6 separate regions of the Mus musculus genome follow, and regions 2, 3, 4, 5 and 6 are each linked to region 1. Evidence: chromatin loops called from intact Hi-C (ENCODE). Cell type or tissue: left cerebral cortex. All regions are shown on one strand.

Region 1 (4,000 bases):
CTGTGAAGAACATAAATTGTCACTTTGTTCACACCCTCAGAGGTGGAAATCACCAGTATATCTGTCTTTAAGTAATCATAAGTCATGTAGTTATTGTTCACTTTTTTTCAGAGTTTTGGTGAAATTATCTATTCACCTCTCACCTTTTGGGAAGAAAATCTTTTTACTGTCATAGAAGTTAGTTAAAAGAGCAAAAGTGTAAATTTCTATCACACTTACAATGACTAGCTTACTAGATTAATTTCCTGAGCTAAATCATCGGCTCTGTTTTATTCTTACCTTTTCAGAACCAGTGTGCTGAAGAGCCTCTTGTGGAATAGATATAATAATGCTGTTGTTAAAATTTTAATATCAAATCATCTAAGAGATGGAATTTGAAAAACAAAACTGAAATAACAGAAAGGGGTACTGTCTTTTCCTATATTATGGTGGCATTCCTTTTTCTATTTTAAAAAGTTGTTAATAAACATGAAAATAAAAACCAGTTTTTTGGCAACATTGCATCTTTACAGAAAATAATTTAAAAATCTATAACAGATAAGAAAACAGTGAGGATTAAAGCTTATTTAAATAGAGGTATTTAAGGGTTTAAAATGTTACCACAATTTCCCAACAGTTAAAAATATGTCATTGGAAGCATTCTGTGAGAAACAATTTAGTTTTCTCAAATACGTTCTCATTGGACTGTTTTGGATTTTTAGAAATTTTTGGATGTGTGCTTTTGATTTACTTTTATTTTGTGTGTGTGTGTGTGTGTGTGTGTGTGCAGGTATGTCAAGGACCATTGTTGGCTTGGAAAGGGGTTCTGAGAGAAGGAGTGTCGGGGAGCAGCAAAAAGAACAACTAGATCCAAATTGTGGATTCAAGCTGATGACATGTATTCTGCTTAATACAGCTTTCCCAGTATGCTTCTCTCTCTATTCTGCTTGCTTGCTATTCTAGGAGATCTCCCTGTCCATGTCCTGCTTACTTGCTTGTGTGTGTGTGTGTGTGTGTGTGTGTGAGCATGTGCATGAGTGTGCTCCAAACAGTTCTCCTTTTATCCTAAAAAAGAATTCTCTGGATAGCGTATCTCCTGCAGAACATAGGTCCAGTGTTTTATTTTACATATTGATCCAGTCATTTACTCCAGATTTTTCTTTTATCTTATGAATCAGCATTCCATGACCCCAGCTCTTTAATTTTTAGGAGACAGCAAGCATACATTTTTTTTCTTAACATTGCAAAAGAATTCAGAGATCGGTTTGCCTCTGTTAAGCACAAACAGTAAGCTAGTTGGGTGGAACCCTGCCATTAAATTATTATTTCCAACAAAACAGGGCCTAACTTTGCTCTGGCCAAGGCTGATCCTGAACTCATGAATCTATCTGCCTTGCCTTTGCAAGCACAAACAAAAATACTTAGCTGGGTGGGATCTCCTGCAATCACTACTCACTAAACCTCTTTATCTTCTTCCTTAGTGATTTTATAACAAGTTGGATCACAGCATAGCTGCTTTTTTCCCTTTAGATTTGTGAAACCCCTCATATAACTCCTATTGCATTCTTATTTTTTACATGATTGATAAATCATATAGTTTCAAAGTCATGTATTTAGAGCTCTTTCCTACAGCCTTAAGGGCTGTCTTGAAGGTCCTAGTGTTTACCATTTTGCAGAAACACAGCCACACCCTCAACTCCTGGACTTGTATTGTTTCTAATTATCATGGAGTCATTAACATTAACAGGGAGGGCATTCCATGAAGGAAAGAGTTCTCCACTGCTAGTACAGGTCCCAGAAAATATGTACATTATTACACAAATAAGCCTTACACCCAAAGCAGCCATTGACACTCATGGGGGCTCATACCATGGCCCTGTCCCAAAAGCAGGAATCATGTCACTCTGTCTTCACCAGGGCCACACCAGGTTCAGCACAGGTCAATGTGAATGTAGTGCACCTGTGTGGAAGTCTAAGGTTGATGTCAAATGTTGCTCTTCAATTTCTCTCTACCTTATATTTAGAGACAGGTTCTCTCACTAAATCTGAATCTCATTGACTTGGCAAGACTAGCTGGACATGGAACTCCAAAGATCTGTGTGCTTCCACCCTCTCAACCTTATTTTAAAGATGTGTGTCATCACAGCTGAGTTTTATGTGAGTTCTGCGATCTGAATTCAGATCATGCTCTCATAGAAAGTTTCACACTGAGTCATCTCCTTTGTCCCTGATTTTGAATTTTTTTAAAAACAAATTTTGGACATATCCATTTGAAAAATGAGTATTCTGTTTCAGTACTACTTTTCATTGGTTGTAACCTTAAAGGGGTCTACAGATGTGGAAAATGAAGTGCTGTCAGCCCAAAGACCTAGCACTCTCATCCTCAATTTGACAGTTAACAGCAACAAATGTCGAACACTACAGAATGTTCTTTCCATCCTCTGAGCTCCCATTAAAGACTTTCACAGAATTATTTTAGAAATTTAAGTTCTTAAAAGCCTACTTAACATATGGGGAATGATGCTGTGTCCTGCAAGTTTTTAATTTTAGTGTTAGATTAGTTCCTGGCAATTGTTAAGTTTTTTCTAAAATCTCTCTCTCTCTCTCTCTCTCTCTCTCTCTCTCTATATATATATATATATATATATATATATATATATATATATATATATATAAATTATATATGCATATGATATATACATATATAATTTCTCAACAGTTAATGAGTTTATGTACTTATTTAAAAGTGGTTATTAGCTGTAAAGTAAAAGACAATCATGCTACATTCCACACATCTAGGGAGGCTAAGCAACAATAAGAGTTAAAGGGAGACACAAGGATCTCCGCTGAAAGGAGAAATGGAATAGATTTCACGGGTGGACTGCAGTTAGGTGTGGTTGGGAACAAGAGAAATCAGATGGAGAGGAGAGGGAGCAAGAAAATTTTGGAGAAACAATTGGAATTAGGGGTATCTGGGGACATTTTAGGTGCATGGTGGAAACCTAGTGCAATGGAAACTCCATGGAGTCTACAAGAGTAACCCTAGAAAAGATTCCTAGTAATGAACAGACATGGGGTCTGAACCAGGAAAGGCCTCAAATGGAGGGATTGAGTCACTAACCTAGTCACCCAGCCATAGATCTACAGATTTTTCTTGCCTGAAGAATGTGCTGAGACTGAAGCCTACCAGAGTCATCCTCAAAGAGACCAGAGACTTCATCCTAACAACTGATAGTAGAGATGCAGTCTCACAGCTAAACATGAGCTGAGCTCTGGAGTCATTTGAAGGATGGGGAGGAAAGATCTCAGAAACCAGACATGTCAGGGATACCTTCGAATACAGCCTACAGAATCAACTGACCGAGATCCGAGATGTGTGTGAACAGATCACTAAAGAATCTGTAGGGATCTGATGCAGGTCCTCTACATACATGCTATGGTTGAGTAGCTTGGTGTTCTTGAGGGAATTCTAACGGTGGGAGCCAGAGCCATCCCTGACTCTCTTGCCTACTTGTGGACACTGTTTCTTCTACTGGGTTGCTTTACCCAGCATCCTTAGCCATTTGATATGATTATATGCTTCTGGTCTTACTATAGTTTATTATTTCATGTCCAGTTGATGTCCCGTGAAGCCCTGCTCTTCTCTGAGGGGAGGAGGTAGAGGGAGTGGATCTTGGGTAAAGGGGAAATGGGACAGAGGATGTGGGGAAGGGAGAGAGGGGAAACTGCTGTCAGTATGTAATATATGAGGAAAGAATAAAAATAATTTTAAAAAAGAGTTTTTTAATTTACTGGTTTGTCATTTTTCATTATTTCACTAATCAACACTCAGGTTTCTACAGAATTATGTCCTTAAGCACAAGATGGTAAGGGCCATATTGATAATAGCACATTGGAATGTACAAGAATTTATTTATTTACTCATTTATTTATTTTCTGTTTTTTAATTTATTTTTTAATTAGGTATTTTCTTCATTTACATTTCAAATGCTATCCCAAAAGTCCCCCAGACCCTCCCCCC
Region 2 (4,000 bases), 250 kb before region 1:
TATTGCCGTGGAGAGACACCATGGCCACTGGCATCTCTTATAAAGGAAAGCATTTAATTGGGGCTGGCTTACCAGTTCAGATCCTCACAGCAGGGATGATGGTGGCTCTCAGACATAGTAGCTGAGAGTTCTGCAGCTGGATCCACAGGCAGCATGAAGAGAGTGACTCTGAGCTTGGCATAGGCTTTTTGAAAACACAAATCCTGTCCCCAGTGACACACTTCGTCCAGCAAGCCCACACCCTGATGACTAAGCATTCAACTATATGAGCCTATGGGGGACATTTTTATTCAAACTGCCACGCAGGTAAAGAGAGAGGACATTTTAAAGTCAAGTACGAGTTTAAACCAGTAGGCATATTCTAGTTTCCTTTTAATGTTGGGGCTGTGTTTACTACATGGGAGGAACTGCAATCTTCTCAGCAGATGCTTAAAAATGAGCCAGGAAGAAAAGAACAGAACTCATTTTATTGTAAATCAGCCTGCCAGCATCCTCTCTGGAGTCTGAGCCAATAATTCATGCAGAGTGATGCTACTTTTAAAATTGTTTCATGGCCTTCATCTTGAGAAATAGCCCAGGTTCCAACACACTTCAAAATTTTTTTAAAAAAGAACCTAAGCCACCAGGGCCTCAACGCATGGAAGGGCATCATCTCAATATCAACAGAACTTACAAAAATGCCTTGTTCCTTAAATCAACAGAAATTGGACAAGAGGAAAAAATTAATTGCTTTTTGATGTTGGCATAGCTGATGCAGGCTGTGGTAAGAATACATAGAGCATTGGGTTCCTGTATTCAGGGTTCACTGGCAGTTTGGAGGGCCAAAGACACAAAGTACATAAGATATAAAATTGGTCAGAGACCCTTTGAGAATTAGAATTCTTGCTTAAAGTATGATAAATGATATTTTTTTACCTAATCAACCTTGCTTCTGGGAACATAATAATAGACGCAGAAGTCAAAGACCAAACAGAAGCTTTAAAACTCGAGTTTGAAAACCCTTCCACAAAGTCATCATAGTACTAAACATATTAATTTATTCTCTCTTATAAGGAACTCCTACTGCTAAATTGTAGATACCAGTTGTTGAAGACACTGTAAGATTTAACCTTGTTTTTAAATACAGTAAGAAATTAACTCATTTTTTATGACCCACAAGTCATTCAGAACTGTATTAAAAACAGAACAAAACCTTTAGGTAAATACATATTTTCAGTCAAAAATATTAATAAAACTAAGACCCTCCTTAATGAAATTACCTAATTCTCCAGTATGGACGCTAAGTGCCATTGATATGCAGATGTACCAGGAAGCCATAATGCTGGTAGTAGATCAGGCCTTAGATATGTTCTGCATTTATGGTCTTTACATCTGACTGATGATCTAAAGAGATGCTTCTCAGACCTTAGTGTGTATTCTAATCCCCTCGGGGGTCTTGTTGAAATGAAGGTTCTCTAGATCTTGGATGATTGAAATCTTCTCCTAGGCTGTTGGGTGATGTGTCATAGTGACAAACGCCCAGAGCCTCATGTCAAACTACAGATAGATGCTGAAGGGTCATTTCCAGAGAGTCCACCTTAGTTTAGTAGAACTTAAAACCCCTACCCCCAGAGGTGAGGAAACTGATGCTTGAAGCAGGCAAGTCGGGTAATGGAAAGTATCGCCATTAGTGGTCAAGTCCGAAGTAGGATAAAGGTCACCAAGTCTCAGTTCATCGTTCTTTCTCCTGTGTTGTAATCCCTGTCCTAAATGGGAGAATCTTCTGTGCTTTATAGTCAAGGATGTCCCTTGGGCAGTAGTGAGGGTTCTATGGTAGGAAGGACTTCATGAGGGAATATCACGGCTTGTGGTTTCCATCCTGTAGTTTGCAATAACTTTATCTTAGATGAGGGAAAAAGTTTGTAGTCCGAGTTCAGGCATTATCTTGCCTCCTGAAGCTCCCCTGTCTCCCAGGTAACGATCAGCTACCTGCCATATACTGGTGGTATTTTCTTCAGGCCCCTGTGTACTTGCTGTAGGCTGTATTAGTTAGAGGGCCCTTTTTATAGTACCTTTTGATGGATTAATTCTGAAAAGGGAACCCAGACACTAGATCTAGGAATTCCCTTCAAGGCTCTGAATTTCTTCCGGTTTTGTGGAAAAACTGCAGAAGCCTTCAAAGTTTCCAGCTTTTCCACATGGTGGCGCTGTTGGCTTCTATTTCCAGTTCGCTCCTGTTGGGTTGATGCTGACCATGAGCCAGCTGGCCTCGTTATGATGGCTGGTTGCCCAAAAATGGAAGTGCTGCTCTTTCTGTTAGGAATATCTTGACAAGGTACTGCTTTGTGGAAGGAACTGCAACCTTTTCCCTGCTACCAAAGGACGAGGAACATCCTTGAACTTCAATAACAGGTTTTTTTTTTCTATCCCCCCCCCCCTCTTATTTGTGTGCCATAATGAATGAGATTGCACGGGGGCATCTTTCTATAGGGATACCTAACCACCTGTGCCTTGAAGTAAAGAAGGGTGGTTCAAGTCAAGCTTACGTGCTAGTCATTAAGACCACATGCACAGAGAGCTTTTTGAGCAGAAGAAACCAGGACGTGACTACCAGGCCGCCTAGCAGGATGCATCCTCAGATGGAGATGTTATCTTAGTCCCCTCAACCAGAATGGTGTCTGTCTGGTAGTCTATAGAATAATTAATTTTTAGTTTCTTTCTAAATGCAATCTGGTGACTTCCAGCCCCAGCAGGAACTGGCCTGATCACTATGAGGGAACAACAATGACAAGAGGAAACTACTGGAGTTTTAATACTCACTAGACATGGTACATAGTGTGTTTGATAGTAGGGGGAGAGGGCTTCTCTTGGAATAAATCAGTAAAGTAGTAAAGATCTGTATCCAAAGTGATTTGTAGTAATCACAGAGTATCAAGACTGAGAACGTTTCTAAGGATGATGAAAGGCCCCTACACTGTAAATCCTTTGCAGCTTTTTTCTTCAATTGTCTTCATTAACTACCTAATAAACTCTCTGTGATTTATGTTCTCTGTGAAGTGTTTGTGTTGTGCAACTATTTCCTCTGAATTTAAACATTTCCTCTTAGAGGAAGTCTCTCTTCATCTCATTCAGTAAAGAAAGTTTAAAGCCCCTCCCTTGTATCCCCTCCCTCAACATTGACTAGTCTAGTAAGTCTCAGGAAGTAAACAAATCTGAGAAGTTTTAGGAAGTTCCTGAAACTTACAAGAGTCAGGATTTCCTTAAGATTATATGAGTGGTAACTATTGATGTGGAGAAGAGATTCTTTCAATGGTTGAACTCCTACAAGTCCTGTACATGTTTAGTTACTATCAAACATGCTCAGTTCCCCTGAGAATATATCTGTGGCAGAAATTCTTGTCTCAGAGAGGTAAGCTGGTACTTTATGAAATATATGCATTTCCTATGAATATAGTTTCTAGTCTCTGTCTCTGACTCTGTCTGTCTGTCTGTCTGTCTGTCTGTCTCTCTCTCTCTCTAGGTGCCTGTGGAGGCCTGATGCCTCAGATCTTCTGCAGCTGGAGTGGTTGTTAGTTGCCCAGTGTGGGTTCTGGAAACCAAGCTTGAGTCCTCTGGAGCAGTACATACTCTTAACTGCTTAACTATCATCTCTCCATCTCTCGTGTCTATATAATCTTGAATTTTCCCCTTGATGCCTGTATTTATTTATTTGGGGGAAGGCAACAGATGTAAGATATACTTTTTTAAGTGATTGAGTTATTACCAGCAACTGTGAACTATAACAATTCTTCCTTTCAAAATTTAATGTTGTCTCTTCTGATACATGGTTTTGCTTCATAAATGGATGTAATAAAAGTAGATATCACGTTTGAGTGAGCATATGTATTCATACATGTATTTGTATACATACCCACAGAAGTTTTCTCAATGTTATTTTTTCACGTTCATTACTTTATTTCATGCTCTAAACCTTAAAAAATTTCACCATATTTATTTATAGCACCATTTGATTTCTATCAAT
Region 3 (4,000 bases), 250 kb after region 1:
ATAACCAATATATTCAAAGAACTCAAGGAGCTAGTCTCCAGAGAACCAAATAACCCTATTTAAAAATGGGATACAGAGCTAACCAGAGAATTCTCAACTGAGGAATATTGAATGGCTGAGAAACACTTAAAGAAATGTTCAACATCTTTAGTCATCAGGGAAATGCAAATTAAAACAACCCTGAGATTCCACCTCACACTGGTCAGAAAGTCTAAGATCAAAAACTCAGGTGACAGCAGATGGTGATGAGGATGTGGAGAAGGAGGAACACTCCTCCATTGCTGGTGGAATTTCAAGCTGGTACAACCACTCTGGAAATCAGTCTGGCTGTTCTTCTGAAAATTGAATATAGTACTTTCTACCTAAGGACCCAGCTCTACTATTCCTGGTCACATACCCAGAAGATGCTCTAACATATAACAAGGACACATGCTCCACTATGTTCATAGCAACCATATTTATAATAGCCAGAAACTGGAAACAACCCAGATGTCCCTCAACAGAGGAATAGATACAAAATATGTGGTACATTTACACTATGGAATATTACTTAGCTATTAAAAACAATAACTTGGCCGGGCGTGGTGGCGCACGCCTTTAATCCCAGCACTTGGAAGGCAGAGGCAGGCGGATTTCTGAGTTGGAGGCCAGCCTGGTCTACAGAGTGAGTTCCAGGACAGTCAGGGCTACACAGAGAAACCCTGTTTTAAAAAAATAAATAAAAACAATAACTTCATGAAATTGCCAGGCAAATGGATGGAACTTGAAAATATCATCCTGATTGATGTAATTGAGTCACAGAAGAACACACACAATATGCACTCACTGATAAGTGGATATAATTAGCCCATAAGTTCAGAATATCCAAGATTTACAGGCCATATGAAGCCCAAGAAGAAGGAAGACCAAAGTTTGGATGCTTCAGTGCTTCTTAGAAGGAGGAACAAAATACTCACAGAAGGAAATATGGAGACAAATTTTGGAGCAGAGACTGAAGGAAAGGCCATCCAGAGACTGTCCCACCTGAGGATCTAACCAAACCAGAATGCTATTTTCGATGCTGATAAATGCTTGCTGACAGGAGCCTGATATGGCTGTCTCCTAAGAGGCTCTGCCAGAGCCTGACAAATACAGAGGCAGATGCTTGCAGCCAAACTTTGGACTGAGCACAGGGGTCCCTGATGGAGGAGTTGGAGAAGGAACTGAAGGAGCTGAGGGGTTTTGCAGCCCCATTGGGGGAGCAATAGTTTCAAGTTGTCAAATCCCCCATCCCAGAGCCCCCAGGAACTGGACCACCAACCAAACAGTACACATGGAGGGACCCATGGCTTTGGCCGCATAGGTGGCAGAAGATGGCCTTGTTGGATGTCAGTGGGAGGAACAGCCCTTTGGCCTGAGGGTATTTGATACCTCAGTGTAGGGGAATGCCAGGATGGGTAGACAGGAGTGGGAGATTGATTGGGGGAGCACCCTCATAGAGGCAGAGAGGGGGTGGGATAGGGTGTTTCTGAAGGGGAGACCTGGAAATGGGAAAACATTTGAAATGTTAATATAGAAAATATTTAAATAAATAAATAAAACCCAAGAAATATCTTCTGGAGAATTCTGTGTATTGGAAGAAATTGAGAAATAAGTGACATCAAAATTTAATCTATTCTTGATGAACTACTGTTGCACAGGATAAATTGAGAAGGCTATCTAAGGAAACATTTTCATTGTTTTTGTATTTTTTGTTTTGTTTTGTTTTGTTTTGTTGTTTGTTTGTTTTAACTTGAAAAGAATGAGAAGCCACAGTATGAAAATAAGTATTTCAAGTGATATAGTTCTAGCCATAGTATACTTGAAGCAGAAAAGAGAAAATAGGAAAAAATTTCATCTCTAAGGAATTAGAAAAAACAAATACAAATACAATAGCTCAAAATAGCTATTGCAAGTTAATAGCAACGACTTTCCCAAAGTTGTTTCCATTAGATTATCTTAGTCATAGTAAGAACTTACTAGACCCATCCCTTTGACAGTGTCTGAATTTTCATTCTACCATATAGGTGAGTATTGACTACTTTAATCACATCTGATTTTGTTGCCCTTTCAGATATGAAGGAGAAGATGGCACATGCCATCTTGAAGCATTTGTATGTTATTCTATTCTCATGACAGTTTCATTTCAGTACCACAGTCACCAGGAGCTAGCCATTTTTAGTGAGTCTTGGACAATGACTAAACTTTCCTAAAAAAAATGTCCAAGTTTAATAGAGTTTAACACTTGCCCGTTGATAAGCGTATTTAATATTTTTGCAAAAGTTGTATTTAGCTGCTTCTTTTATACTTGACAACACTGCATTATGTATAAACTCAAAGGCCTACAGCATTTACATGTATCAGCTCATTTGCAAGTGTCCCAGAAATACAGCTGAACATATGGGAGAATACACAAAATATCCCAAAATCAAGTGGTGCAGAATGTGCAGCAGAGAAATGGGGGCGGACTGAGTTGGAAGCTGTGTCAAGATGATGTGGACCTACACAAGTGGGTACCGTGAGATGCTGCTAAAAATAAATAAATACCTTGTCATTGCAGACTCTGACCACAGCACAGGATCTGATGTAAGAGAATGACTCTAGATTTATTTGTTCATTGTTTATTGCTATGATCAGCACAATGAAAACAGCAACCTGGGAAGGAAGAGAATTATTTTTCTTGTATGTCTGTACATCACTAAGAGAAGCCAAGCAGGACCTCAAGAAAGTCAGAGACCTAGAAGCAAGAGCTGAGCTTGCTTCTTTTACTTGTTCTCCATGGGTTGCTCTGCCTGCTTAGGTTCACAAGCCAGGGCCACCTGCCCAGAGATGATACCAACCACAATGGGCTGGACCCTCTCACATCAATCATTGAAATAAAGAAAATTTCCTAGAGACAGCCAAGAGCCAACATTATAGAGCCAGTTCCTCAGCTGAGGTGGTTCCTTTTTCCCAGATGACTTTAGATGTGTCAGTTGATAAATCTATTTACCACAAGAAGAGAAATGAAGACAGAACAGTAGATGCCTACTTAAAATTAAGATCACATTTTAAAAAGGTCTTGAACATCAAATGATTATAGAAAGGTGTCTTAGTCAGGGTTTCTATTCCTGCACAAATATCATGACCAAGAAGCAAGTTGGGGAGGAAAGGGTTTATTCAGCTTACACTTCCTTACTGCTGTTCATCACCAAGGAAGTCAGGACCTGAACTCAAGCAGGTCAGGAAGCAGGAGCTGATGCAGAGGCCATGGAGGGATGTTCCTTACTGGCTTGCTTCCCCTGGATTTCTCAGCTTGCTTTCTTATAGAACCAAGACTACCAGCCCAGAGATGGTCCCACCCACAAGGGGCCTTTCCCCCTTGATCACTAATTGAGAAAATGCCTTACAGTTGGATCTCATGGAGGCATTTCCTCAACTGAAGCTCCTTTCTTTGTGATAACTCCAGCTGTGTCAAGTTGACACGAAACTAGCCAGTACAAAAGGCATCCTTTAGCTTAATCATTTCAAAGAAGTTGAAAACGAGGATAAAACTTTACCTGCTGTATCATAGTGTTCAGATATTGAGTGTATCCCAAAAGTATATGTTTTAAAAAGCTTTACTCTGGAGTGATGTTTTTGTTAATGATTGTAGCAGAGACACCTTTTGGACAGTTTTGGTTATCCAGTCACTATACATTCCAAAGTGGACTGAATGACCGTGTTCTTCCTTTTCTGGTTCTCATTTATTTCCTGATAATGGGCAGAGTATCACTTTGTCATATATTCCTCACTTTTACTAGGAGGATACCCACCAGAGATCAAAACATTAGGGATCACCTGTCTGTGAACTGATATACCCCAAACTGTGAGCTCTAAACCCTGGTTGTTTTATTATTTGAAAGGTTCATTATAGTGATGTGAATATCACAACACACACACACACACACACACACACACACACACACACACACAATTTCTATTGTGACAAATCACAAAACTG
Region 4 (4,000 bases), 550 kb before region 1:
TGTAGGGCATGGACACTGAAGTTTTAGGAGACAAATGCTCAGGGAATACAGAGGAACAGTAAGCAGTCTGGTTAGCATGAATCACAGAGTACATCAATGACTTAGTAGAAGAAATGAACAGGGTCTTAGAGATGCAAGTGACTCTTAGGGCTCTGCAAGTATGGGATAAAATGAGGAGTAGAGGAGGCAAAGAGGCTCATTCATTGTTTATTTGAGCAGTTCACAAGGTCATGAAGGATATGGAAATGTACTGCATCTCACTGTAGATGAGACAGGCAAGGCAGATCTCATTTTGATTATGGAATCAAGGACAAATATTGGTCATACAGAATTTCAAGATTTCATCTCATTTAGACTGAGAGAGTTATACTGCCTCTCCAGAGACAAGGAAGTCAGGATGAGCAGTCACTGTGAGGGTGCTCAAAGATGTTGAACCAGGGCAGTATGTGCTCAATATAAAGGATCATAAAGGTTCCTGGACCAGGTAGGATTCTCACAGACAATGAGACATCAAACAAGAACGATGGGCTGGAAAGATGACCCAGTGGGCAAAGTGCTTGCTGTGAAAACTTAAGGACCCGAGATCAGATCCTAAGCATCTATGTAAAAGCTGCACATACAACCTCATACAACCTCATTGTCTAGGTCAGTCAACTGCAGTTGACTCCTGGTGGCTTGCTAGGCAGCCAATCTTGTCCAGTTAGTGAGCCATGGTTTCAGTGAAAGATTGTCACAAAACAAAACAACACAACACAAAACAAAACAAAACAAAACAAAACGAAACAACAGAACTGAAAAGCAACCAAAGAAGATGCTCACTTTGCTCTGCAGATGAATGCAAAGACCTGCACACAAACACAACACACACACACACAATTAAAAATGGATATAGGCTTATCTGGCAGTATGACTCAAGAGCTGGGAGAGCATTATGTACTGAAAGGGCAGAGAGAAGAGAATGTGGAGGATGCAGCTAGACTTGAGAAACATTCTAGGGGCTCAGCCATGCTACCCCAAATCAGGCTATTAGATTTTTGTGCTTTACTGGATAGCAACTGCATCCTAAGAGCATCATTCGAACTGATTCGATTACTAGAAGAAGATAAATAGTCACCTCCTTCTCTCGCCTTTCTCATCTGGGTAGTGTGGAGTACGTGCAGGCATTGAAGGGCAGGAGAGAAGAATCCCTTGAACTGCAACTTTCCTAGCAGAGTGACTTGATTAGCTCTGAGCTTCAGGGAGAGTGGCAGCTCCAATGTTTGGAAATGGGAAGCTGCAGCAGCAGTTAGGAGAGGAGGAGGCTGCAGTTCTGAGAACTATTTTCAGGGAACAAATGCCAGACACTTTACATGGCAACATGACTCCTCAATGGTGCTTGCTTGGCAGGATCTCCCTTCATGGAGACAGAGTTGATATAGGACAAATGGGCTTGAATTGCAGAAAATAGAAGAAAGAATGTTTTTTTTTGTAGCTATTAATAGGTTTGATGGAAATGGAAAGAGAGAAAGTCATCTTCAGCATCGACATTTAAAATGGGACAAAGTACTGAGACACCATACTCCATTATTCAGAAATGAAAAAGCAATTTTCAATTTTAAGTTTTTTAGTCATTTTTTTTAAAAAGTAGCAGAAGGTGACATTGACCCAATTTAGTGTTTCCCTTTTAGTGGGAGATTTTAAAAGGCACACTGAGTTGGACCATTTGAACTTCTGCTTTAAAAAAGCCAAAGAGCCTCCTTTCTTTGTTCCACGTTTTTATATTCGTTTATATCCTCTTACACGTGTATGTGAAATGAGAAGCTGTTTTCTCACTGCGTGGGGCTGTGTCTGATTTGTTTTGAGCAGATGAGTTGATGACAATGGGCGTAGCACACCCAGCAGTGAGCATCATCTTTGTTCAGGAGTATATGGCCGAGCAGTTTGCAAGCATTGAGAATTTAAAAGCAATCTTGTTTTCATGTGGATCTTAAACTTTGCTAGGTGTTCCACTAAATGACTTCTGCCAGGATTCACCATTATTTGAACCTAACAGTTTTCCCTAGGATTCCAGGAACTAATCATAGTTCGTATGACACTCAGCCTCTAGGCAGTTCTGCTGGGGAAAACACTTGCTCTCATTACTATGACATGCAAAAACTCACAAAGACTGGCAGGAATCAAATCAGATTTCTATGATCTCAGAACATTAGGAATATAACCTCCTTCAATGTGATACATATATGCATACATACATGTATACATACATATATATATGCATAATATATACATACATACACACATTATCAGCACAAAGATGTTAAGAACTTGTTTTGCATAGCAAACTGTGAACAGATAGTAGTTTCCATTTTCTCAGCCATATATATTAATATACTAATATGATTAATTTATATTATTAGTATATTAATATATATGTTTCTTTACGTGGCTGTGTGCTTTATCACATGACTCTGTAAAAACCCTCACTAGAAGGTATGAAATATCCTCCCCACCCCATTGGTCTTATGCCAATAAGGAGGTCCTGAGGAGAGGCCTTAGAAGATATTGTGAGCTGCTTCTCCCATTACTGCTGTCCTTCTTTCTGAGAAGAACAAGTTGCACGTGCCTGTAGGCTCAAGAAGAGTGAAACACCTTTAGAGAAGACCTCAGGTTCTATCTGCATCCTGAAGCAGATCCTGCCCAGCAATCATTAAATAAGCAAATGTAAAATTTAAAGCTCTTTTTGTTTCATGGGAAAAACTTACCACTATCGATGGGAATTCTCAAGCTTCCTTAATTGGTCTCATGGCAGATGTACAAAGGTAAAGCTCTGGCTAGCAGTTCAGCAAATCCATGAGCTTGCATGTCAGAGTCTGCTCTTTAGCTGCTAACCCACAGTGAATCAAAAGTCAAGTTGACCAAGAATCTCAACAGTACCCAAGATTTGAACTTTAAAAATTGTATTTTTATAATTTTGTAAAATCTTGAGAAACTTTAAGTAACTATAGAAAAAAGAAATTTGAGAATGTTTGCAGAGTCAATGATCTTTGATTTCTGATCATTTCCATCTACTGGAAGCAAGGAAACAACACCAGACAAGTACAGGCCTTAGAAACCTTGTTCTAATTCAGTCTTCTTGCTGACACATCTTGGGTACTTTTCTTTGATAATAATTTTCTTTATTTTCTAAAACAGGAAAGGATTTCTGGCTATTAAGGAGAATTTGTCACGGTGGCCACATCACACAAATATCTTGAAAACTTGGAAGTGGGTCAAAGATGTTGGATCCCCTAGTTACATCATGAAATATTCAGATAACCATTTTGGTTTTTAAGGTGTCCCATGCCACGTGCTTTGAAGCTATCATTGAACTTAAAGTCTATTCCTGAACTCTTGGACCAGGAGCCACAATACTCAAGTTCTAGATTCTAATACTTTTTTAATTAGTAGTTGTCTTGGTCAGCTTTTTGTCAACTTGACATAAGCCAGAGTTATCTGGGATGAGGGACCTCAATTGAGATAATGCATCCACTAAATTGTCTGTAGGTAAGTCTGTAGGGCAGTTTCTTGATTGTTAATTGATATGGAAGGGCCTAGCCCATAGCAGACGGTCCTGGAATGTATAAGAAGGCAAAGCAAGTAAGCCATGCAGAGCAAGCCAGTAAGCAGCACTCCTTTATAGACTCTGCTTCAGTTCCTGCCTCTAGGTTGAGTTCCTGTCATGACTTATCTTCATAATGGACTACAACTATAAGTCGAAATAAACCACTCTCTCCTCAAGTTGCTTTTGGCTTGATCTCCCTGAGTGCCATTCATTGTGTATCACAGCAATAGAAGCATAACTCATAACAGCCTTTATGTTAAACCTGATATGCTGCCGGAGTGACCTCAGAGAGTCCCGAGTTTTCTCATCTGTTATAGAGTGAGAGTAGCCAGGTTTGGGCTTGCCTACCATGAACCAAAAGGACTGTGCCCAACCTCTCAACTATTTTTTGATATTTATAAAAGATGGAAATACCCTTCT
Region 5 (4,000 bases), 240 kb after region 1:
AGGAGAGAGACCATGAGGCAGAGCCAGGAGGAGATGTGATGAGCAGATGGCCAAGGGATTCTCCAATAGGACACATATGGACAAGCTCGAGACAGAAAGAAACTCAGACTGAAGGTAAAATATCATGTAGCTGGAAAATAGATAGCTAAGATGTTTAGAAGAGATGAATATTTACACACATGGTGATTAAACCTTGTTAATAAACTTGATAGGTCTTTGTGTCAATTATTAGGGAGCTAGAATGGGAATAGGTGAGGTTTTCAGACTTAAATCACTATTACAATATGGCAGTGAGCTCTTTATTTTTTTCTAGCAAAATCGATTTTGCTAGAAAATAATTATGGATAAAAATAATAACATTAGTGATCATTTCCTCATGTGACAGTATGCTCATTTCCTACTTATACTAAGGTCAATATTCCTGGAGATGATGGATTTTCTACTTAGGGACTAACCTAGACACAGGTGACTTTACAAGTAGCTACACTGCTTAAGTAGCAGAAAGTCAGCTCTCATAACTGGATTATTTTTAGGGAAATGCTATCAGGGAGTGATGTAGTCTCAGACAAGTCTATTTCTTATGTTCACAAGTTTCCTGGGCATTTTCTAAATCAGAAGGTGGCCTATGAATTAAAATGACTTTTTCCCTCTATACATAGCGTTTTATTCCTATCACAGTATCTTAAATCTTTGTACACTCTGGAAGCTCTGGTTCTGTTAATAAAAACCCCAAATCTTATATTTATGAGATGTCTATTGAAGAAAAGGCCATTTTTTTTTCTGTAAGATAGAACATACTTTAGGTACATTTAGAATGAGGTGCATAAATCATAACCATTATAAAGTCTGAACATGGGATATAAAATAGCTAGGTAATAGAATCAATAATAGTGGGTCCACTTGCTAGAAGGCACAAAGTCTTCAAAGCCTCAGCAGAGGCAGAGTGCAAGGACAGACGATTGTGAGAGTGATCTGGAAAATTGAGTGTCCGTCTTTTGTGTGTGTGACTAGCTATGCTAAGCCAGATTGTGTGTTCCTATTCACAACCCTAGAGACTTCTGTCACCTTTGCTTTGTAATTAGTTGTACTGGCAGAGGACAGTGCAGCACTCACACAATGTAATAGAGGCTACTTGAGTAAGAGTAAATGTCTGTGATACTCTACTGAATGCAAAACTAGGAAAATGTGCTATGTTGTCAAGGCAACACTAGAAATATTTTATTTCAATGCAAAGGGCATAGTCTTGTTGGATTAAGCAACCATTTAATATATTTTCACAAAATATAACAATGCTGTCTCTTAGATGTTCAAAGTACTCTAATTAAAATATTTCTACAGATTTAATCTTTGGAAAAATCAAGTTGTGATTAAAAGACAGAAGATTGTCTTATTGTCAAGAAGTAGAACAGATGAACCACAGCTAAAATAAAGAGTGAATACTCATTTTTTTTATAGGAGTTTGAGTTTATAATAAAGTCACCATGGACACAGCATGCATGAATTTTGAGCTATTACTTTGTGAGGAAACACACAATTTGGTTCTAGCCAGGAGAGTTAACCAAAATGCTAATTGCATTTAAGATTCAGTTGTTGACATTGTTACAAAACAGATCTTTCTCTTCCACATACCCCTTTCTCGTCTATTACCAAATGGGTGTTATTAAAAAAAATCACCTGCAGCTTTTGAACCTCTGTCACTTGCAAGTTTATTTTTCACACACCATTGCCTTTAAAGAGTGTAAGTCAGCCCTAGTGGAAAGGTTTAAGTCTCCTGTCTCAGGGTGATGTAGCTGATTCTTTTGCCTTTGTACCATATGATTGATTCATCAGCATCTAACTCCCAGTCAGCAGCAGTATATCTCATACCTGAACAAAGCTTGTCTAACACATGTAGTTTTTCTTCAGTGCACATCACATCATTCTTGTGCTTAGGAACACTAGACAGCATTTGAATGTTGTTCGGGGACAATCCTACACAGAACACTCTCTGATTGTCAAATGGCTTAAGTTGTTTGATAGTGCTGTTTTTATCAATCCTACTCTTACTAATTGTTTGATTCATTTAATTATTTATATTCGTTTAATTATAAGCTATCAAGAACTGATACATAAATATCCAATTGTAACTGTGTCTACACAGTTATTGTTTCAACTCAGTCTTTTGGACACACTTCATATAGAGACTGGTAATTTAAAAGCGAAGCAATATTGAATAATATACAATGCTAATATTAATAACAATCAGTGAAACGGTGCTAATTTTAGATAAATAATTATTTTGAAGGGGTGTTATTAAGGATGGTCAGGGCAATTACAATTTTTAAAGAAACTGATTATACAACAGAATAACAATCATAGTGATTTAAATATTTAACAACATCACAGCAAAATAAATAGAGTTATCAAAGGAGGAAATGTAGATATTATACCATGTTTTGTTTTAAGCATGTGTGCCACTCTTATGAAAAATTTTTTTTACAAAGTCTTGAAACAACAACAAAAAATCTTAACAATCTTAAATATAGACACGTGATTGTGTTTTCTCTTCATTTTTTCAATATGTCTGAATTATGTACATTTAGATGATTCACAATCAGCCCATCAAGGTCTATCATGTTCATATTTTTTCTATTATATGTTGATTCTTTCCTTGTTTATTTACTTTCTTCAGGATTGATTAAGTATTTATTATAGTCATTTTATTCCCTTTGTGAATATGTCGATTACACTTATTTAAAATTATTGTTTTAAATAGCCTTCTAATGTACATCCTAGACAAATAGAAATGCACACTTAAGTAATTGCACACCACTTCATGTGAGCACAGGTTTCTCCTATCAGATTACCTCTGCCCTACTTCTTGATACATAGGCTAGGATTGCCATTCATTTTCCTTCTCTCAATCTATGACCACATGAAACAATTGTAGCCTCTCTAGAATATTTACATAGGTTAAAAACAATAAAATAAATATCTTGTTTGTTTGAGCTATAAGTTTATTTAAAATATGCATTCATCATCTTGAATATTTCTTTTGTCTGCAGTATTTTGACATTTCCCTTTTGGTATTATAATTTTACACACATATGTACATACATGCACATGCACACACACAGCAGGATATTATAACTGTTTTATAAGCTTTCGTTGTTTTATTATATTTGTGAAAAAATACTTTATCCTTATTTAAATTTAGGGTTTGTTTTAGATGTCTGAAAATTTATTCCTTGTTCTTTCTATGTTTTTGTTGTCTTTTTATTTACCTGTCTCTGTTTTCATTACCAATCCATTTTCATGCTATCATCTTCATTAATGACCTTAAATATTAATTTTGTTTATATCTATTTTCCACATTTATAATGGTGGCATCCATTTCGGAGACTGTACACACCTTCAGACGTTGACTTTTCTTTTATCATACCCTACAGCATCCTGTTTAAAGTCGCATGTATCAGGCTGAAGGAGGTGACAGTCCTTCATTGAGATAACATTTTGGCTCTGACTGGGAGTAGGGTTGTTTAATATCAGTTGCAGTGAACATGACCTCATCACATTCATATCTATCCTCCTTGATTAAGTTCTCTGAATGTGCTATGAGTATCTGTGAGTGCTCCACATGGAGGAATGAGTGCCTTCCAGCTTTTCTCACTGTTATCTAGTGATAAGACTCTGGGGCCACTGCAATATTCCCATAATCTATCGGGGAAGGAAACAATGCATTGCCTTCTCAATACACAGTTTATTGACCCTGCATCTTGGGAGCATACTCATAGCAAGTGTTTCTCCAATGAACAGTTGTATGTAGGAGCTACCTACCATCTACCGTTTCCAGAGTGCTGATGATCTATTTTTCTGCCCCAAGGAAGACAGGAAGGTAGAATGTGACTAGTATGGGAGAAATTAATTCTCAGCTGAAATAAGGATTTCAATATTATAGAAAATAATTTTTCATTTTCTTCATTTGATATTTGAATATCCTTGGTTCACTTATTGAAGCATA
Region 6 (4,000 bases), 150 kb after region 1:
ATTATACGTTGATACTCTTATCTATCACAAACTGTCCCCCAATAAAAGATATTTGTGACTGAGTTAAAACTCGGAAGATCATTGACATTTTATCCCTTTTCATGACTCAGGTGTGAAATGGATCTACTGTTCATTCTACTCTGTCACCTATCATTGCCTTCTCTTGTTCTTCCAACATGGTAGATGTCACCTGTACTTATGCATGTGTACACAGATGCATTCACACTAGGTGAGTGTTCTACGTATGTTCCATGTTCTATATGCTTCATATTCTGTTAAATATTTTACTCATGACAAGGTGGTCTTTTATTCATTTAGTTCTCATTGATTATATTCACTGTACATGGTATCATGTTACATAAGAACATTTTCATGCAAGTACATAATGGTACCAAGCAACTTGCCCCATACTCTGCTACTTTCCTTTTAATCTCCTCTTTGGCCATTTTCTAATAGATAATTATTACTTCTCCACTTTTGTTATATATGCCTTCATAATCTTATGGAGGAGAGGAAACACACACTATTTGTCTTTGAGGCTGACTAAACTCATGTAGAGGTATTATTCCCAGCCCCCTGCCATGTTGCTTCCCTCCCACCCTATAGATGTGCTGTGCATTTATTCTAGACTTCCTGCCCAAACAGGTTGCTTTCGAACATTTAAATTTATTCCTGCATTGAAATAATTCAATAATAATAATAATAATAATAATTGGTATTTATGTCTGAAAATAGTTCAACATGTTGACATACCACATCTTTCTTTACCCATCTCTACGTTGAGCAACACCTAGGTAGAGTCAATATTCAGCTACTGTGAACAGTGCTGCGGTAAATACCTTTGTGCCAGTGTCTCTATGATGTGTTGACTTGTGATACAAGGACATATCCAGAAGGGTCAGACCTAGGATAGATCTTATTTTAGTTTCTTTGGTTTCCATAATTGCTGGATGGGATCACATTCTACCAACTGGTAGTATATGTACACAATCCACACTGTGACAAATGTTTGTTGTACTTGTTTTGTCTTGATAATAGACATTCTGACTGGGTAAGATAGAATCTCAATATAGCTTTAAATAAGTACTTCTCTGTGCTCTAAGGTTTTATTTTATTAGAAAAAAATGAGATTTATAATTATAATATATTTGATTATAATATAAATCATGTTATTTTTAAGCATTGCATATGATAGTAGCATAAATAATTATAACCATAGTTTCTTATGGTATGTCGTATAATGTAAAATGTAACATGACTATAATATTTCCTTGCTGATATACTGAGACTAGGCTAGCTTTTGTACAGCTGCTAGTTTGAACACTAAAAGAATTGTTAGGGTTGGAGATTACTCACCAGAGGTACAGATAATAGTAGAATTAATTGATTGATTGATTAATTGATTGACTGGTTGATTGGAGATGCTGTATGAAAAGAAGGAAAGATGTTTCTGTTTGTTTTCCTTCTTCAGTGTTTTCTAACTGGCTAAAGGGAATGTGGGTTCAGAGCCATACTATTTCATTTCATTATTAGAACTACTTGAATATCTTTTCAAACATCTTTTTTTAAAATATTTTTTATTACATATTTTCCTCAATTACATTTCCAATGCTATCCCAAAAGTCCCCCATACCCCCCCCCCCACTTCCCTACCCACCCATTCCCATTTTTTTGGCCCTGGCATTCCCCTGTACTGGGGCATATACAGTTTGCATGTCCAATGGGCCTCTCTTTCCAGTGATGGCTGACTAGGCCATCTTTTGATACATATGCAGCTAGAGTCAAGAGCTCCAGGGTACTGGTTAGTTCATAATGTTGTTCCACCTATAGGGTTGCAGATCCCTTTAGCTCCTTAGGTACTTTCTCTAGCTCTTCCATTGGGAGCCCTGTGATCCATCCAATAGCTGACTGTGAGCATCCACTTCTGTGTTTGCTAGGCGCAGGCATAGTCTCACAAGAGACAGCTACATCTGGGTCCTTTCGATAAAATCTTGCTAGTGTATGCAATGGTGTCAGCGTTTGGAAGCTGATTATGGGGTGGATCCCTGAGGAAGTTTTTGTGAAAAATTTTACAAATGATTTTATAGAAGGACAATGAACAGCTGATATTGCAGACTTTCAATCACTACTTTGGAAAATATCAAACCCTTTATATTGACTCTATGAATGTGACTTAGCAGATATTTACGCCTCTTACTGTATTTTGTGTAAAGGAACATTTCAAGGCAACTAGTAATGAATTAGATTGTAGCTTTTATTGCTTATTTTTTCTTTTTAAAACCCAAATGTCACAGCGTATCACTTTGCAATTTCATTTTGAACCATCTGCTAAGTAAGGGAGTTTCACCCCATTTTGTTTCACATATGTGTCCTACTTTGATCACATCACCATCTTTTTTTTTCTCCCCTGCAAGTGACACTAAATTTCAAGAGCTAAATGTGTGAATGTTCCACATTTATGTGTAAATGATGGGAGAAACTATTCTTTTCCTTGGTACTTGACAACCAGTGCTCAGGAAGCTTGCTTAGCTGTATCCTTTTTTCTCAACAACACAACCTCATTTTCTGTCTTGCTTAATGGTGATGAGATGATGCCTCCAAAAGGAAATTCCTAAGATTTTTCTTTGACATTAGGTTAAATAAATGTCTTTACCGTCTGCTGATAGGTCAGGTCCAGAAAGATATCATTAGACAATAAACAAGATAAAGGTCTGTATAAGCAGAGACTAGTGGAACAATGTATCTATAGAACATCTTAATATTTATGGAAGACCGTGATATGGTGGGAGAGTTTATACCTCACAGAAGACATGTTTCCAGATATATTGTATGAAGAACAAAACAAAACAGAGCTAATTATTAGCAGCAAACAGGGGCTAGAAGAGAAGAGAGAGAATTTTCCTGGGAGTCTCAAGAGGTAGTAAACCTGACAGTCTCCCTCTTACCCTCAAGCCTGTAAAAATGCCTTTTTTAAAGCTTTGTTTTATGAATTTTTATGTTATCCCAGGTATTCTCAACAAGTATTTATGCCTTGAGGAATATTATGTTTGCTTTAATTTCTTCAGAAAATAAGAGGAAAGTCATTGTGTAAGAGCTGTCTACCTGGTCCCTGCTCATGTATTTCATGTATTGCTTAGCACATTTTCCTGTTAGTCACCGGCTAAAGCACTGATGAATTCCCAAAGCCACAGAGTTATGAAAAACATTGAGACTTGTGGGCTTTTTAAAGACACTATTTTCTCATATTACAAGATGATTGGTTTCTCTCATGGGAACTTTGTAGGTGATATGCTGCCCCGAGGTTAGCAGGCTTGTTACTCCTGTACCTCTTTTTTATTTAAAATAGATTATTTTCTCACACAATATATTCTGATTGCATTTCCCCTTCTCTCTATACTTGACCTCCCTGGGACTATGGATTGTAGCTTGTTATCATTTATTTAATAGCTAACATACATAACTGTACATTCATAAGCAAATAGATACCATATTTATCTTTCTGTGTCTGGGTTACCACACTCACAATGATTTATATTCTAGTTCCGTTAGTCTGCAAATTTCATGATTTCATTTTCTTAACTGAGTAATAGTTCATTGTATAAATATAGCATATTTTATTTATCCATTTGTCAGGTGAGGGATATCTAGGTCGTTTCCAACATCTGTCTATTATGAATGGAGCAGCAATGAACATGATTGAACAAGTGTCCTTCAAGAAGGATGAAGTGTCCACTAGGAATAGGAGCAAGAGTGGTATTGAGGTAGATCAATTATTATTTTTCTAAGGAACCACCACACTGATTTCTACAGTAGCTATAAAAGTTTGTATTTCCATCACCAATGGATGAATGATCCCCTTGCTCCACATTCTTGCTAGCAGGAGTTAGCACTTGTGTTATTGATCATGACCATTCTGACAGATGTAAGATAGAATCTCAAAGCAGTTTTGATATCTCATTTCCCTGACAGCTAGGAAAATTGAACATTACTTAAGTGTTTC

Evidence for each region. Hi-C counts contacts between places; a loop is a spot of excess contacts. Peaks named below come from ENCODE experiments on the same cell type or tissue, not always from the same donor. Only the 100,000 strongest peaks of a DNase experiment are listed, where the experiment ranks them.
Region 2: a loop joins it to region 1, with 2.3 times the contacts of the local background. A loop is called at or near these places in 2 of 42 quality-filtered maps.
Region 3: it touches region 1 in a loop (5-fold over the local background); 2 of 42 quality-filtered maps call a loop at or near these places.
Region 4: a loop joins it to region 1, with 5 times the contacts of the local background. A loop is called at or near these places in 2 of 42 quality-filtered maps.
Region 5: a loop joins it to region 1, with 4 times the contacts of the local background. A loop is called at or near these places in 2 of 42 quality-filtered maps.
Region 6: a loop joins it to region 1, with 2.0 times the contacts of the local background. A loop is called at or near these places in 2 of 42 quality-filtered maps.

What each region holds. Positions count from the first base shown.
Region 1 is chr4:39,442,890-39,446,889 of GRCm38, reverse strand. No RefSeq gene overlaps it. Among named protein-coding and RNA genes, the nearest start is that of 1700009N14Rik, 5.4 kb to the left of the region's middle. In left cerebral cortex, no CTCF peak of the experiment used is centred here; DNase peaks (open chromatin) are centred at 2,083 and 2,398; H3K27ac peaks cover 332 bases.
Region 2 is chr4:39,695,975-39,699,974 of GRCm38, reverse strand. No RefSeq gene overlaps it. Among named protein-coding and RNA genes, the nearest start is that of Gm42272, 14 kb to the left of the region's middle. In left cerebral cortex, a CTCF peak has its summit at 2,166 (motif pointing right); DNase peaks (open chromatin) are centred at 416, 2,228 and 2,565; H3K27ac peaks cover 631 bases.
Region 3 is chr4:39,197,802-39,201,801 of GRCm38, reverse strand. No RefSeq gene overlaps it. Among named protein-coding and RNA genes, the nearest start is that of Gm25581, 60 kb to the left of the region's middle. In left cerebral cortex, no CTCF peak of the experiment used is centred here; DNase peaks (open chromatin) are centred at 552 and 2,455; H3K27ac peaks cover 1,386 bases.
Region 4 is chr4:39,989,371-39,993,370 of GRCm38, reverse strand. No RefSeq gene overlaps it. Among named protein-coding and RNA genes, the nearest start is that of Gm26087, 9.8 kb to the right of the region's middle. In left cerebral cortex, no CTCF peak of the experiment used is centred here; DNase peaks (open chromatin) are centred at 1,330 and 1,803; H3K27ac peaks cover 1,690 bases.
Region 5 is chr4:39,206,840-39,210,839 of GRCm38, reverse strand. No RefSeq gene overlaps it. Among named protein-coding and RNA genes, the nearest start is that of Gm25581, 51 kb to the left of the region's middle. In left cerebral cortex, no CTCF peak of the experiment used is centred here; DNase peaks (open chromatin) are centred at 23, 600, 929 and 1,736; H3K27ac peaks cover 1,046 bases.
Region 6 is chr4:39,291,048-39,295,047 of GRCm38, reverse strand. No RefSeq gene overlaps it. Among named protein-coding and RNA genes, the nearest start is that of Gm23607, 2.4 kb to the left of the region's middle. In left cerebral cortex, no CTCF peak of the experiment used is centred here; DNase peaks (open chromatin) are centred at 1,999 and 2,418; H3K27ac peaks cover 672 bases.